Regions from separate parts of the Homo sapiens genome. Here region 1 is linked to region 2. Evidence: chromatin contacts called from ENCODE Hi-C or POLR2A ChIA-PET data. All regions are on one chromosome and are shown on one strand. The core of a region is the stretch at or near the end of the contact, and the rest is flanking DNA. Distances in the headings are between cores, read along the strand shown.

What was found. Hi-C counts contacts between places; a loop is a spot of excess contacts on that map. ChIA-PET counts read pairs that join two places held with the same protein, here RNA polymerase II (POLR2A). Pooled maps may share reads with other maps.
Region 1: a pooled map shows a loop between it and region 2 (6-fold over the local background). The contact joins the promoter of C16orf54 here to the promoter of TMEM219 in region 2. A Hi-C loop is called at or near these places in 1 of 37 single-sample maps with no recorded cell type and 8 of 50 pooled maps. POLR2A ChIA-PET finds 5 or more read pairs at or near these places in 8 of 52 experiments (CD4-positive, alpha-beta T cell, CD4-positive, alpha-beta memory T cell, WTC11 and 5 more).

Annotation. Positions count from the first base shown.
Region 1 is chr16:29,744,468-29,747,725 of GRCh38, forward strand. It overlaps C16orf54 (chromosome 16 open reading frame 54), which reads right to left and starts at 1,523. Exons shown (of 2, transcript NM_175900.4): 1 at 1,444-1,523; 2 at 1-484. The coding sequence starts at 484. LOC124903673 (a long non-coding RNA gene) reads left to right here and starts at 780. Exons shown (of 2, transcript XR_007065046.1): 1 at 780-918. RefSeq lists enhancers at 1,813-1,862, 2,390-2,459.
Region 2 is chr16:29,959,894-29,963,450 of GRCh38, forward strand. It overlaps TMEM219 (transmembrane protein 219), which reads left to right and starts at 2,186. Exons shown (of 6, transcript NM_001083613.2): 1 at 2,186-2,239; 2 at 3,214-3,415; 3 at 3,507-3,557. The coding sequence starts at 3,251. RefSeq lists an enhancer at 1,559-1,668 and a silencer at 2,019-2,468.

The DNA of each region.
Region 1 (3,258 bases), core at 273-2,772, 220 kb before region 2:
GGGGCCTCCCCTCCCAGGGCTGGGGCCCCCAGAAGGTGCTCCGGGCTGGGACCTCCAGTACGGTCTGGGGGCCCAAGTTGCTGGGAGCAGAATTTGGGGCTGAGGGGGCAGGTGGGGCTGTTGCTCGGGCCTCCAAAGTGCCCACCTGGGTGGGAGGCTCAGGGGCCCGATCTGTCAGCAGGGGGACCGCAGAGCCATACCAGTCCTCAGAGCGCTCTCGGGCGGTGCCCATGGGCTCAATCCACAGCTCTCCTCCTGGGCGCCACACCAGGGTGGGTGCACGGTGGCTGGGGTCTGGGCGGAGAGCACGGCGGAACAGGCGTTCAGCCAACACAGCGGTGGTGAGGATGAAGAGCGCAGCCAGGGTGGCCAGGACCAGCATGATGGGGATGCAGGGCCCACAGGGCAGTGAGGGCCATGGGGCTGCTTCCCATGCGGGGGGCCCCTCCACGCGCCCAGAGGGCGGCTCTGGAGTCAACGGCATCTGAGAGACACAGGGGTGAGAAGAGGAAGTAAATGAGGCAGAGGGGGCACAACCAAGATGAGAGAGAGGCAGCAGGTGTCCAGGAAAGCCTGGGAGAAGGGCTGGGCATGGGGGCTCATGCCTGGAATCCCAGCACTTTGAGAGGTCGAGGCGGGAGGATCACTTGAGCCCAGGAGTTCAAGACCAGCCTGGACACACAGTGAAACCTCATCTCTAAAAATAATTTAAAAACTAGCTGGGTGTGGTGGCTCACACCTGTAGTCCCAGCTACACAGGAAGCTGAGGTGGGAGGATTACTTGAGCCCAGGAGTTTGAAGCTGCAGTGACCCCAGATTGCACCACTGTCCTCCAGCCTGGGCAATAGAGCAAGACCCTTTCTCAAAAATGAAAAAGAACATTCTGGAGAGACAGAGAAGCAAGAGGGACCAGAAAGGGTAAGCGTGAGCCAGGTGGGGTGGGAGGACAGGCAGCCTACCTCGGGGCACAGCCAGGCCCTCCTGCCTGGCTCTCCAGGCCTTTCCAGAATCCCCATTTCCCTCCCAGACCCCAGGGTGCCTCAGACAAGAAAGGTCTCAAGGGCTTCTTTCCTCCCCACTCGGCCCCCTCAAGTCTTGCTCAGACCTAGAGAGGAAGTGGTGGGTGAAGAAATGAGAACCTCCCCTCCCACTGGCTCCCCTGCGTGTGTCTCCCCCACCGCCTGCCGCCAGCACCTCCGCTGGCCCCTTGAGGCTCCTTCGCCCCTCACCATTCTCCTCGGACTTGATCTTGCTCTCATAGGCTCCACGGAATCTGCTGCCGGGCCGGGCCGGGCCAGGCCTCCGGAGGCGCCTCTGCACCCCTCCTGGGCTCCCCAGCTTTGCCCAGGCTCTGGCCTGTCTCTATCTCTCGTTTGTCTCTGCACACCTCTCTGTCCCCCACATCCTCCATCTGCAGGGGGCCTCCTGCACCCCTCAACTCACCTTGGGTCAGTCCCTGGGCTCCTCTCCCTCCTAGAGCCACTCTTCCTGGTGCTGGACTAAGAGGTGCAGGCTTGGAGGGTGCAGGGCGGTCCGCCTCTCAGACGTAGAGGCCCGGCCTCGGATGAAGGCGGAAGGGAGGGCACCGCCTGTTGCTGGGCAACTGTGCCCCAACTCGTCTGCCCCTGGGGAGTGTTTGTTTCCAAAGCAACCCAAGGGGATGTGGTCACTGCGGTGAGGAGGCTTTTCCTGGGGTAAGGTGGGGCTGGAATGGGCAATGGTTCTGTTGAACTTAGTGTCACCCCATAGCCAGGCCCTGAGCCCCAGAACATTCACCGAAAAGCTGAGAAAGAGGACGCCGGGGCCAGGCACAGTGGCTCACCCCTGTAATCCCAGCATTTTGGGAGGTCAAGGTGGGCAAGTCACCTGAGGTCAGGAGTTCGAGACCAGCCTGCCAACATGGCGAAACCCCATCTCTACTGAAAAATACAAAAATTAGCTGGGCATGGTGACGGGCACTTGTAATCTCAGCTGCTCAGGCGGCTGAGGCAGGGAGAATCGCTTGAACCCGGGACTCGGAGGTTGCAGTGAGCTGAGATCGTGCCACCACACTCCAGCCTGGGCAACAGAGTGAGACTCCGTCTTAAAAAAAAAGAAAAGAAAAGAAAAGAAAAAGAAATAGGACACTGGGACTTTAGCCCGTACATTCCCAGAGAACCATGGTGCCTCCCCCGTTCCTCCTGGGAGGATGCCCCACCCCATCCTGCCTTGTCTTATCCACGGTGCCTCCCCAGATCTGCTCCTGCCATGCAGCCCCCACAGGCACCCCCTGCTTGGCCAGCTTGCTTCACACCTTTTTTTTTTTTTTCTGGTAGAGATGGGCTCTTGCTATGTTGCCCAGGCTGGTCTCAAGCTCCTGGCCTCAAGAGATCCTCCTGCCTCAGCCTCCCAAAGTGCTGGGATTACAGGTGTGAGCTACCACACTGGCCCCTGCCTCATACTTTTAATTAACATAAGTCTCTCTCTCTTCAGACCATTTAGCCCCCATTTTGGTTGGAAAATATCAGTGAGGTGAGGCTTGGGTAACAAAAATGTCAAGCCTCTGAGAGGAGTCCAGGGTATAAAAACAGGCGTGGGCCTGTTTCCAAAACCCTGACCATCCTCATGTCTGTCCCTCTTTCCTGCTGCTGAGGGTGGGAGGAGCCTGGAGCAGAGTGTGACAAGATGTCATCAGGCTCTGGAGTCCAGGTGACTTTCTGAGATTCTCTAGTTTGACTCATCCACAGATGACAAAAGTAAGGCTTAAAGAAAAGAGATTTCATGACCAAAGTCGCATGACCAATGTATGTGTGGGTGAGCATGTAGTGGCCAGGGTGGTGGAAGAATAGATAGAAATCCCTGGGCTGGGCGAGGTGGCTCATGCCTGTAATCCCAGCACTTTGGGAGACCGAGGCGGGTGGATCACCTGAGGTCAGGAGTTTGGGAGCAGCCTGGCCAACATGGCAAAACCCCGTCTCTACTAAAAATACAAAAATTAGCCGGGCGTGGTGCCGCACGCCTATGACCCCAACTACTCAGGAGGCTGAGGCAGGAGAATCGCTTGAACCCGGTGCAGTGAGCCGAGATCGTGCCATTCCACTCCAGCCTGGGCAACAGAGCGAGACTCTGTCTCAAAATAAATAAATTAAATAAATAAATGAATGAAAAGACAGTCTCCGTCAGACTGCCCCATCCTGGTGGTTTTGAGCCCTGCTGGGAGGAGCTGGAGATGGAGAGTCCGGGGGAAACCGCCTTTGCAAAGAAAGAGATCTAACTTAA
Region 2 (3,557 bases), core at 936-3,435:
GGCCAATATGGTGAAACCCTGTCTCTACTAATAAGTACAAAAATTAGTCAGGTGATAGTGGCGTGTGCCTGTAATCTCAGTTACTCGGGAGGCTGAGGCAGGAGAATCCCTTGAGCCTGAGAGGCAGAGGTTGAGGTGAGCTGAGATTGGGCTGTTGTTGAGTTGTAGGAGTTCTTTATATATTATAGATATTAACCCCTTATAAGATATATGATTTGATATTTCCTCTCATTCTGTTGGTTGCCTTTTCACTGTCCTTTCCTTTTTTTGTTTTTGTTTTTTGTGGGGCAGAGTTTTGATCTTTTGCCCAGGCTGGAGTGAAGTGGTGCAATCTCAGCTCACTGCAACCTCCACTCCCCAGGTTCAAGCGATTCTCCAGCCTTAGCCTCCGGAGTAGCTGGGATTATAGGCGCCCGGCACCATGCCTGGCTAATTTTGTACTTTTAGTAGAGATGGGGTTTCACCATGTTGGCCAGGCTGGTCTCAAACTCCTGACCTCAGGTGATCCACCCGCCTCGGCCTCCCAAAGTGCTAGGATTACAGGCTTGAGCCACCGTGCCCAGCCTGTTGTGTCCTTCGATGCACAGAAAAGACTCTTTTCTCTACTGAACGCCCACAGCACCCTTGTCAAAAATCATTTGACTAGTCAGGGCACAGTGGCTCACGCCTGTAATCCCAGCACTTTGGGAGGCCGAGGCGAGAGGACTGCTTGAGGTCAGGAGTTCGAGACATGCCTGGGCAACATGGCAAATGGCAAAACCCCGTCTCTACACACAATGCAAAAGTTAGCTGGGCATGGTGGGTGGCGTGTGACTACCGGCTGTCTCAACTACCCAGGAGGCTAAGGCGGGAGGATCTCTTGAGCCCAAGACGTCCAGACTGCAGCGAGCTTTGATTGTGCCACTGAACTCCAGCCTGGGCGATGACAGAGCAAGGCTCTGTCAAAAAAAAAAAAAAAAAAAAAAAAAAATCGGCCGGGTGTGGTGGTTCACGCTTGTAATCCCAGCACTTTGGGGGGCCGATGCGGGCAGACCACGAAGTCAAGAGATCAAGACCATCCCGGCCAACATGGTGAAACCTCGTCTCTACTAAAAATACAAAAATTAGCTGGGCGTGGTGGCGTGCGCCTGTAGTCCCAGCTACTCGGAAGGCTGAGGCAGAAGAATAGCTTGAATCCGGGAGGCGGAGGTTGCAGTGAGTCGAGATCGCGCCACTACACTCCAGCCTGGCGACAGACTGAGACCCCGTCTCAAAAAAAAAAAAAATCATTTGTATATGCGAAGGTTTTGTGCCACAAACTTTTGTGGCTGTTGATACAAACGACATGGCCTCTGCCTTAAGGAAGCCACAGTCGAATTAAATAGATTCCGTTTCAAGTAGCATCTGTCCTGTGTGCTTAGTGGGCACTGGGCCCATGTTTTCCCACATTTTACCCTTTAAGCTTCTGATCCAACCGGTGAGATAGATAGGATGATCCTCTTTAGTAGAGGGGTAAGCTTAGTCCCCTGAGAGCGCGGCTATGGCTTATGCGAGGGTACGGACAGTCAGGATTTGAACCCAAAGTTCCTGGCTCCATGTGTCATGCTACCTCCAGTCAGATGTTCTCACCTCCAAAACTTGGGCAGAAGTGAACTGAGATGCTCTCTACTGAGCAACTCTTCAGCTCCAGCATCCTATACATTAAGGAGTCACTAAAAGTCAGGGTCCACGAGAAAGGTGCAGATCGGGGTGCACAGAAGAGCGGAGTCCAAAACACCACTCCCAGCCCCAGTGGACAGAGTCCTCAAGTGGCAGCCCTGCAACTCTGAGCGGATGCCGAGTCCTCACCGGGAACCCGGGCGCGGCTGGTCTGTGCTATTGGCGCGGGTAGGGGACGCACAGCCCAAAAATGCCCGCGACAAGCTTCTGGGGCAGTTCTCGCCAGTCTCTCTGGAGGGAGCCTACGGGTTCTGCGACGTTTCTCGCACTTGCTCCCTGGCCTCGCTCCCGTTTCCACCCCTCCCACGGAGGTTTTCCTTTCTGGTGGCTCCTTCCTTGGGTGTCCCTTTGGTACGCCCCCACCCTGGCGGTGAGCTGCGAGGCTGGCGCCCGCGTGGCCACTGCGCATGCGGACCCGGCCGCGGGGCGGGGCCGCGCGAGGAGGAGGGTCGGGGACGGAAGCGCAGAGCACGGACCCCGCCCCCTCGCGGCCCCGCTCGTGACGTCGCGGGGGGCGCCGGCCTCCGCCCGGCCCCGAGGGGTAAGAGCGAGCGGCTGGCGGATCCGACGCGCGAGACCGGGAGGGGACGAGGGCGTTGCAATCGTTCGGGGCGGGGGCTTTCCGGGGAGGGGGTGCTCAGGTGCACCAGCGGCGGCGGACCCTCAGACTCTGCCCTCCCCTCCCTTTAACCCCCTTCCAGCCGGACGGGAGGCGGGGCAGGGCTGAGCATTTGTGACACCTACATTTCCGTGGCTCCCTTCTTTTCCCCCGACCCCTGTTTATCTCTTCGCCTTCCAGAAGTTCTTTTCCATCAGGCCGTCGCACCTTGCGTGGGAAGGAGCACCCCACTTGGAAGCAGGAGGCGGGGTTCAGATCTTGGCCCTACCCCTCCTGTGTTAAAGTCCGCGAGCCTCAGTTTCCCTCACAGTATTTTTTGCCTCGCCTTACCCGGTTTTGAGGATCTGTACGAGAAAGAGAAAGGAAGTGGACATTTGTTGAATTCCTGCATGGCCAAATACCACGCAGACTGCTTCATCCGCCACGTTTAATCCTTATTACTTGGTGTTCTCAGAACTCCCATTTCATGGATTCTTAAGCTCACAGAGTCAGTGAATAACAGAAAGGGATTCAGATCTAGCCGTTTAGCTGCACAGTGGAGTTCTTCTCCAGAGTCTTCCCTTGTCTGGGCTCTGGCTGGAACTATTCCTCAGCCAAATCCTCGCCCCAGAACAGTGCTTCCTGTTTCTCCAGCTGAGAAGTCTCCCTTTCAGTTTCCTTCTTCCAGCACGGAGTACACTGCTCTGCCTCCACTTAGATTACTTCAGAAATGAAATGCAGCAAATATTTATCCAGCAGTGCAGGGAGTTGAACTTTTGGAGTCGGGAACCTTGGATTCTTGTTCTGGCTCTGCCACTTACTGTGTGGCCTTGGGAAGTCCTTTGTCTTCTCTGAGCTTTCTTTTCTCTTTGCGTAAAAGCGGTGCTCTTGTCCCATTCTCCCTCCCTGTCTTCCAGCAGGCTCTCCCCGGAGGCTCAGCCCCCTCTGCTCCCCATGGGCAACTGCCAGGCAGGGCACAACCTGCACCTGTGTCTGGCCCACCACCCACCTCTGGTCTGTGCCACTTTGATCCTGCTGCTCCTTGGCCTCTCTGGCCTGGGCCTTGGCAGCTTCCTCCTCACCCACAGGACTGGCCTGCGCAGCCCTGACATCCCCCAGGTAAGTTCCCCACCCCCGTACCCGCTCTTCCTTCCAACCTAGACAGGCTTTTGCTGCTAATCTCATCTCACCCGTCTTCTTTTGCTCACAGGACTGGGTCTCTTTTTTGAGATCTTTTGGCCAGCTGACCCTGTGTCCCAGG